Linked DNA regions of Homo sapiens: region 2 is linked to region 1. Evidence: chromatin contacts called from ENCODE Hi-C or POLR2A ChIA-PET data. All regions are on one chromosome and are shown on one strand. Each heading gives the region's core, a stretch centred on a gene start or an enhancer-like site at or near the end of the contact. The rest is flanking DNA. Distances are from core to core; before and after follow the strand shown. Region 1 overlaps PRLR (prolactin receptor). Region 2 overlaps PRLR (prolactin receptor).

Evidence for each region. A loop is a pair of places that touch in the nucleus more often than their neighbours do. ChIA-PET counts read pairs that join two places held with the same protein, here RNA polymerase II (POLR2A). Pooled maps may share reads with other maps.
Region 2: a loop to region 1 is called in a pooled map, with 4 times the contacts of the local background. The contact joins two enhancer-like sites. A Hi-C loop is called at or near these places in 4 of 50 pooled maps. POLR2A ChIA-PET finds 5 or more read pairs at or near these places in 3 of 52 experiments (GM12878, H1 and common myeloid progenitor, CD34-positive).

What each region holds. Positions count from the first base shown.
Region 1 is chr5:35,127,271-35,132,009 of GRCh38, forward strand. All of the region lies in intron 1 of PRLR (prolactin receptor), which reads right to left. Among named protein-coding and RNA genes, the nearest start is that of AGXT2, 82 kb to the left of the region's middle. Within about 2 kb of position 2,706, at least 3 of the 41 ENCODE cell types and tissues checked have a DNase peak (open chromatin) inside an H3K27ac peak, as active enhancers do.
Region 2 is chr5:35,210,275-35,215,013 of GRCh38, forward strand. The region is part of intron 1 of PRLR (prolactin receptor); the gene reads right to left. Among named protein-coding and RNA genes, the nearest start is that of PRLR, 18 kb to the right of the region's middle. Within about 2 kb of position 2,002, at least 5 of the 41 ENCODE cell types and tissues checked have a DNase peak (open chromatin) inside an H3K27ac peak, as active enhancers do.

The DNA of each region.
Region 1 (4,739 bases), core at 1,456-3,955:
GTGCATGCCATTAAGAAAACTCCAGTCATTCAAATGTTATTTTATTAGAAGGGAGGAATGGAGTCTTAAATACAGACCCACTCTATTAAGATAGTTGAAAAACACAGATGTAAATATCATGACATTATTGTGCTATCACCATTACATCATCCTGCAAACCCCAACTCTCCACAAACTTAAACAGAAGTCATTTTTATTATCAATACTAAATACGCTTAAATCTAAGATATTAAGATCAGAAACTGTCATAGTAACTCATGTACAGCTAAAAAGGTGTACAATTCAGATTAAAGAGATCATGGCACTTTGCTCTTTAGTTAAAATACTAGTGTGTTGTCCATCAACTGATGAATGGATATACAAATGTGGTATAACCCTACAGTGGAATTTTATTCAGCCATAGAAAAAAAGGAAGCACTGATACATGCTACAACACGAATAAACCTCAGAAAACAATATCGTAAGTGAAAGAAGCCAGGCACGAAAGACCCCAGATAGCATGATTCCATTTACGTGAAATGTCTAGAAAGCTAATCTATGGAAACAGAAGGTGGATGAGTGGTTGCCAGGGGCTGGGGATCAGGAAGAAAAAGGAGTGGAGAGTGATTGCTGTCATGTACTTCTTGGGGTGACGAAATGTTCTAAAATTAGATTATAGTGATGGTTGCACAACTGTAAATACAGATGGTCTCCAACTTACTATAGTTCCATGATTCCTTGACTTTATGAGGGTGCAAAAGAGATAGGCATTCAACCTGCTTCTTGATGAGGTTAGGTCCAGATAAACTATACGCTGAAAATATCATAAGTTGAAAACATCCTTTTGACTTAAACAATATTTTTAACTTTCAACTTGCAATGAGTTTGTTGGGATCTAACCCCACTGTAAGTTGAGGAGCATCTGTATACTAAAATCCATTGAATTGTATACAGTTGTCCCTCAGTATTCATGGGGGATTGGTTCCACATACAAATTGGTTATATGCAAATACTATAGCATCTTCTATCAAGGACTTGCGCATCTGTGGATCTAATGAATACTAGAATACCAGATCCACAGATGCGCAAGTCTTTGATACAAGACGTTGTAGTATTTACATAAGACCTATTCACATCCTCCCATATACTTTAAATCATCTCTAGGTTACTTATAATACTGAATACAATGCGAATACTATGTAAATAGCAAGTGAATATTTGTTACACTATATTGTTTTACATTTTGTATTATTTTTATTGTATTATCATTTTTTTTCAGAATATGTTTTATCCTTGATTGGTTGAATTCATGGATGTAAAACTTGCGAATACAAAGGGCTGGCTGTACTTTAAACAAGTGAACTTTGTGGAACATAAAGTATATCACAATAAAGCTGCTTAAAAAATACAAGCCTATTATTTCCTCTAATTATTTGCAAAAATGATAATATTCTTTCATGTTCAGCAGCTCTTTTTGAATAAATAGCAATGAACAAGAAGGCATTTCATTCACCTCCTCTGAGACTTGATAATTAATCTTGTCCTCACCTCCTCACTTTTTAACCTGCCCATCAAGTATTTGACTGCTGGGAAGGTGGAGTTGCAGAGATAATTGGCTCTCTGCTTATCAAGCACAACTCTCAGGCAAGACCTGTAAATCTGTCTCCATCTCTGCCTCCTTCCCCGTATTCCCTCTTTTTCCTTTCAACCCTTACTGCTGAGCACCCAGTCAGTGTTCAAAATCAGAGCTGAACTGACTCAGAGCAGGGACTTCTGCCTCTGTGGGTCTTCACTGCAAAGGGAACCAGAGCCATTTGTTAATGACTAAAAAGCAGAAACTGGTGGAGATAAAAAGAGATGGTGTCAAATTCTCTCCTTTCTGGATGCTGGTGGTGGTTATGTAGGCAGCTTTCATTTCTGTAAGTGTGCACTACAGTAGGAGTGAGACAGGAACCAGGATGCCAATTGAGAGAACTAAGAAAAATTGTGATTGGCATTTAGGCATCAAGAGAAAAAGTTCTCTTAGTGTTATTGACGTGCTCAATTTACTGTACAAGCAACTAAGGTGATGGGCAAATTGTATCCTTTGGATTGAAATCTCAATCCAGTTTCTAAATATTGAGGGAGTCTTGTTCTCTGCTCAGATTTCCTGCATCCTTAAGGTATTGGCCAGATGAGTCACTGTGGAACTGTACAACTCAGAACCCTTACTCCACATTCCTCTGGCCTAACAAAGTTGGGAGGATTTACACAAAGGTCAAGGGATCAACCACAGCAAATGTGGGGTTGAAACTTAACTGGTCTCAAGACAGGAGGTGGACCTCAAGTCTGAAAAGATTCCAGAAGCTTTGCCAAATCCACCCTCTCTATCATTCAGAAACATCACCACTGTAGTGATAGGTTTTAAGCACTGTAATCAATTTTTTTTTTTTTACTCATTGGGTACCTATTTCTCATTTCTCCCATTTTCTTCTTCCCTTTACTGTCCCTCCTCTGCCAGTGACAGAGTAACTTTACTCCTTCCCACTTTCCCTAAAAGTGCCAAGCAGTAGGGTGGGAGTGGGCACAAGGCATGGATTCTGCAAACATGCTTTCTCTGCTATCCCCTTGAAGGACCTAGTCCTGAAGCAGAGAAAGAGAAGTGAGCTTGTGGCACAAGGATATCTGTCCAGAATCCAAGAAGCCAGGTGACTTACCCTGGGCATGTCGCAAGCCTGTCAAAGTTTGAATGCTTGCTTCCGAATGCAGAGGGTGAAGTCACAGAGCCTGCCAGATTTACCAAGGGTGCCTGCTGGGGTTTGCTCCTGGCACCGAATATCCTCAACTACCAGTCTGTGCAGCTCTCATGAGCACCAACCTGTTTGCTGATTACCCGTTGGCAAGCTGACTCTTCAGACAGATTAATATTTGCCCTGGGATATACAAGGCTTTTATGACCCCTCCCCATTGCAAAGAAAACAAAAATTGACTAACTTGCTTTTGATGGTGGTTGGATTTGTTTGATGTGGCTTGATTTGGTTTACAGCTCATTTGCGGCAGAATCAAAATGGCTCGATTCAAGGCAGCTGTGGTTTCAGCAAAGCAGGAGGAATAAGGAGTTGGGAGGGGTGGGGCAACCATAGCAAGGGCAAGCTACAGGGTTGAGTCATGAGTCCCTTTCACTTAAAGCTGTAGTCTATGCTGTCATCCCTGTGTCGCCAGCATCTGCTCACCTGGCTTCTTTGGAACATGGCACACAGGATGGGACAAGTGATTCTGAAAGGGCAAGCAATGGCCACAGAACTCGAGTTGTGATCTCAATCCTTGTCAAAAATCACTTTTCAGACAGGAAGTAAATTTTTAGCTCTAAATTATGTAAAATCAGGAATCTAACCACAACAGAGGACAAAAATGGAAACCTTCTCATAATGTCATTTGTTTGGATGGTGTTATGGGTTGAATTGCATCCTCCCGAAAGAGACGCTGAAGTCCTCCAGTACCTTAGAATGTGACCTCATTTGGAAATAGGGTCCTTGCAAATGTAATTGGTTAAGATGAAGTAATAATGGAGTGGGGTGGGCCCTTAATCCAATAGGACGGATGTTTTTATAAGACAGAGAAGAGACACACGGGGAGGACACCTTGGAAAACAGCGGCAGAGATCGGAGTGATGCAGCTACAAGCCAAGGAATGCCAAGGAGTGCTGCCACCACAAGAGGCTAGGGTGAGGCAAGGGAGGACTCCACCCAGCATCTCAGAGGGAGCATGGCCCTGCTGAAACCTTGATTCCACACTTGTTGCCTCTAGAAGTGTCGGAAAATACATTTTTGTTGTTGTAAGCCATCTAGTTGTGGTGCTTTGTTATGTCAGCCCTAATAAACTAATACAGATGATTTATATGTGAGTCAGCTGGATTTGCCTACAAACACCTTTTCTGCAACTTCTTATATGAACCAATTTAAAATTTAATAGTATTTTTAATCAGTGAAAAAAGTTGGATGGTATGGGATTTTGTTGGCCTAATGTGGACACAGCACATGTTTTATTCTAGTGTAGCAGTGATGTGCTGAATCCCTATCAACTCCAAAGGGGATGGCACTAGGTTCAAGAGGCTGAAGAAGAGATCCAGAGCTAGAAAATGAGACACTGGGGTTTTACTGGGGGTTTACATACAGGGGAGAGGGTCTAGTGGTGGCGGGCTGGACAGGAGAACTGCTGGTCCAGTGGCAGTGGGCTGGTAAGAAGAACCACAATCGCTGGCAAAAGGCATGCAGTTTATAAAACATTTTCACTTAACACCCTCCCCCTAGCAACCTCAGCCTGGCAACCTTCATTTAACCCCAAACAAAGGATGCTGATCCCCTGTATGGCCCACATTCCCTGGGACGGGCTGGGGTTCAGATGTTCCTCATAGATAAGGAATGAATCTCTGGGATGGCCACTTCCAATTCCTTAGCTTGGAACTCTGAACATATATTTGGGTGCATCTGCCACACAGGGTCATTCTCAGGGTAGGCTCAAGTGAAGTTATCACAGTCAGGAGCACCTACCATACAAGCATCCCTGACCCCTCCAGTGAGAAAGTTGCTCATGTCCTGTGAAAAGCCAGTGATAGTGCTCTGAGTTCACTGCTATGATGTCTTGTTATTCTTTCTTTAAAGGAGAGCTCTGACCACTAGAAAGAGTTTTAAGAATGAATAAGGAGATACAGGACAGACACAGAAACCCTGGAGGACAAATGGTGCCAAAAGGATACTTATACCTTTGGCATTTCCCCAGCA
Region 2 (4,739 bases), core at 752-3,251, 82 kb after region 1:
TTAGAAGCTCTGTGTAGGCAGAAACCACTCAGCTCACTATTATTCCCTTAGCCTCCAGCACAGTGTGCCTTAGGGTTTCAGAGATCTTTGTTTTATGAATTTTGCAGAATCATTCCCAAAGATGACTATGATATATTTTAATGTGAACTTCTGTACAAGACTTTCAATGACACACAGTTCCTTCTATAACTAATCTCAGTAAATTCATGCAAACTTTTCTCACAGAGTCAGGAGAGAAGAGGAGAGAATTCAGTGCAAGGGTAGATCTTCCCAGATCACAAGTAGAGTCCTGTCTGGGCAGCGAAGCTCAGTCTAGAGTTATTTAGCTCATTATGCTAAATTATATCCAAGATTTTCTCATTCTACAGAAAGAATGTGGTTTGTGTAAACTACTTGCATGGTTAGTATCCATCAGAGACAAACTCTAACCAGAGATCTCTTCCTCTTTTTTTTTGAGACAGGTCTAACTCTGTTATCCAGGCTGGAGTGCAGTGGCGTGATTATGACTCACTGCAGCCTTGACCTTACAGGTTCAAGTGATTCTCTCCCCTCAGTGCCCCCAAGTAGCTAGGACAACAGGTGCGTGACACCATGCTCGTCTAATTTTTTAATTTTTTTGTAGAGACAGCATTTCGCTATGTTGCCCAGGCTGGTCTCAAACTACTTGGGTGCAAGCAATCCACCTGCCTCAGCCTCCCAAAGTGCTGGGACTACAGGCATGAGCCACTGCGCTCATCCTAACTAGAGATATTGGCTCTAAGTTACTGCAGGATAATTTCTATACAAAGAAGGATTTTAGTTTTGTTCTTATTCCAACACACCGGAAAGCTTAACTGCGGTTACAATTAAGGTTTAAAGAATTACGGAATGCATTTGTAGCCAGTTTAGAGCACTTTGCAAAAGTCAATGTTTTCTTTTCCTGTAGTCCATTTTTCTCTCCCCTAAATCCCCTGCACTTTCTCAATTTCTCCCCCACTTTCACACTTCTGACTTTGTTTATTCCTTGCTATAGTCAAAAGGTACAATGGGGCATCATTAGGAAGAGGTGATGTGACCAACCTGGAACACCATGTTCCAGCCTAGTCACTGCACTTCAAGGACTCACAAGACCTGAAGAGACAGTGATGGAGGCATAAAATGTTCAAGAGGATGAGGAAGTGGGGGTTGTTTAAGGACAAATCATGAAGATTTGAACTATTCTGTCTGCAAAGATAAAAGCTATAACAGAATATGGTTAATACGAAGACAGATAGGGACAGGATAAATAGACTTACTTCCCAATACCATAATAATGTAAAATCCCTTGTAACAGAAAGAGTTACAAAAGGGGGAGAGGATCTGCTATATAACCTGATAGTTAACTTAAGATACTTGCTTATTGATGTTATTCACAAGTACGCTAAATAAGGGAAATTTTTTAAGAAATCTGTATATGACTTGATAACAGATTCATGATGTAGTATTAATATTGAGTAAATATTCATGAATTAACCAAATGTTCAGATAAATTCATGTATAATATGATACCAGATTCATAAAATATTAATGTAATATTGACTGACATATTAATAGGTTAAACAGATTTGAGGATAAATTAATTTGTGTTATTCCAGCAAATACTTGGCATTAAGAGAGTCTAGTTTTATTGAAACACAGCCACATTCATTCACCTATGCATTGTCTATGGCTGCTTTTGTGTGACAAGAGCAGAGTTGAGGAATTGTGACAGAGGCTATATGGCCCAAAAAGCCTAGAAATATTTACTATCTGGCTCTTTATGAAAAGTATTGCTGACTCCGGTCTAGAACACATTAGGAACATCCTTAATATTTGAGGTCCACATTAAGTAGATGAATATAAGTTCTTCTACATAATACCTCTTCGTAGGTATACAATTGGCCAGGGCAGCCATTTCTGATAATCATGTAGAGTCTGAAAAAATACCCATTAACCAGTCATCTGATCATCATGTCTTTGGAGATTCAGCAATCAAGTTAAAGATACTTCCTGAATTTTAGAAAGCTGGTGAGTTAGCAGGTTTTTGGTTATATTTAGCTGTTTTTGATGCCTTTCAATTCTGGGTTCCCCACCTACTAAGAAACATGAAATTGTTGGGAAATGAAACTCTGAGTACAAAATGATGTCATCAGATTAGTTGAAATTAAGGTCTGGGGCTTCTGATTTTTAGAACATAATACCATACTTTCCTGTACACCAAAGAGATTAGCAGTGCTTTACTCAGAAAGAAACCAAAATCATAGTTTTCACAAATAGGGACTTCCCTTTTTTCCCCCCAGTGAAGTCCCCTGGTATGAAATTAATTTGTATACATGTACTATAACATGACTTTGGTAATCATGTCAGTTATACTGCCTAAATGAAAATAATAATATAGAAGCCTATTCCATTGTTTGGACACTACTGTTCCCATTTTGCATAACCAAGCATGTAAAACATTGAATCCCCTAGCGAATTTAAAGTTTCTCTCAAAACTGAGGGTGGGAGGAAGTCATAGCAGTTCAGGGTCAAGATCTAAATTTTGAGGCATCATAATTAAGCTCTTCAAGTACAGGGCTCTGGCTCAGCAGCCAAGTCCAAGTATGAGATTCATTAAAGCATTTCATTTTCAACTGTCATTAACAGTGATCAGCGTCATTCCCCTACTCCCAATGAATGCTTGCCATTGGTTGGGCAAATTCACCCACAAAGAGAAAGTCTCAACAGCAGCTGCCTGCTTACACAGAAGAAAGATTCCAGAGTAGCTTAATGCTTTGCCACTGAATAATGCCCTAGCTGCTTGAATAATCAGAGCTACCTATCACATTGTACAATAATCATATCCTATCTAAAATTCATTGCTTCCAAAGGAATATATCAGTGAAAAATGTCCTGATCAACGACCACTTTGTAAAAGGAGATCCCCATGAAATACCATTGTGGGAAGTTTTACATTTGTACATGGATTTGCCAAGTCTTTATATAATCGGTCTTAGTGACAACACAGCGAGAATCCATAAGCATAGCTTATGCTTCAGCTGATGATTTCCCAAAGCCACATGTAATTTCTACTTTAAAAGAAATCCACAACCTTTTAGGTTATCACACTTGGATTATGCCTTTGATTTCAAAGCATTCCCTTTACATTATTCCCTTTACATTATGGATTCTCACCTTAACAATACAACTCAAGATATTTGGAGCTCATGTTACTGCTGTTTCTTTAGCTATCTGAGTTTTTTTTTCTGGGAATTTCATTATTAAATTCTTATTACACACTTTGCTCACAAATGAACGTTTCCTTTCTATACCACTAATCACAATAATATTTGAGGAATTAGAAGTAAATAGACAGAACCAAAACTGAACAATGAACAATAACAAGCATCTAAACCTCACTGTTCCTTTTGGTGCAGCCACCCCAGACAAGTGGCACACAGCTACTCAAGTCTGAGGGCCCCTCCATGTGGCTAGAAGAAGCCAGGCATCTTGCTTTTGTAATTGTTTGGCCTTCCAAGTGGTTTAGTGAGTCACAAAACCCATATCATTTCATCTCTCACAAATGGAAACAGGTATGCTTTGTTGGGCTGGTTTTCAGTCCTCAGTGCCTGGGGCCCAGTTCCTGCAGAGCACAGCTCCCGGTCCTGGAGGCCTTTGTCCAGGCTGAGGTGTGTCTGCAGACTCTCTTCTCCAGCAGGTAGCTATGCGTTGACCGGCAATGTGATTTTCCTCAGCACATTTCCAGCCTTCCCCGTTGTGCCTCTTGCTAATGGTGCTGATATATTTCTGAGCTTTTCCATTTGCCTTGGTTTTGCTAGAGGAAAAACAGGTGCTTCTACCCTTTCCTTATTTCTGGGAATTGTACACTGCCCAGCTGGCTCTGGTTTGCCTGCTGGCATCAAATGTGGGACAAATGGAGAAAGTATATTCTGCTAATCTCCTAGCTTCATCTCCCTTGAGGAGTTTTCCTCCATGCTTATCAGATCTGGGTTCCAAAGGCTCATAACCTAGCTCTTCAGATAGTATTTGGCAAGGACAGTGGCCCTGAAACTGTGCCATTTGTGGGTGAATGTACAAAGCACCAAATCAACAAACTATTTGTCATCATTCCATTGCCTTTCCTCCATGTGTTACGCACTGCTCGAACCATCCAAATACAAAGCAGTGCCACAGGAAAAGGGGCAAACGCATTGAGGATCAACTATAGATGAGAAGTTTCTCAACCATTGTCTTCCTCCACCCTCAAAAGGGCCTAGAATGCAGGCATTGATTTCTCCATTGTTACAAAGATAGAGCCTGAGGTTCAAGAGAAGTAAAACTTCCCTGGATCACCCAATTTCTCAGTGGTACAGGCTTGAAGCAAACACAGCAAAAAGAAGAAATGTATTCCTCTTGTATTCAGAGATGTGTAACAGTGGGAGAAATATCACATAGCTGACTCCATCTTGCTTCTAACCTCACAGGCTAACTGCCTTTGCTCATTCCTATACATAGGCCAAGCTAATGATGGAAAGAATTTAGATTATAGTTTAACTTCAGAACTAATGACCATCTCTCTTTTGAAACAGACCCCTGAGGAGATTAGAAAGTATGCACACAAATAACAATGCCATCTTAAAAATTTATAGAAACAAGGTCAATCTGGAAAATAGTTGACCATGAACAAAGAAGTTTTGCAACCTCCTAGATCCCTGCTGATGCCCAGATGCCTGTGGTCACCAGTCAACTGTGGACCTTAACCC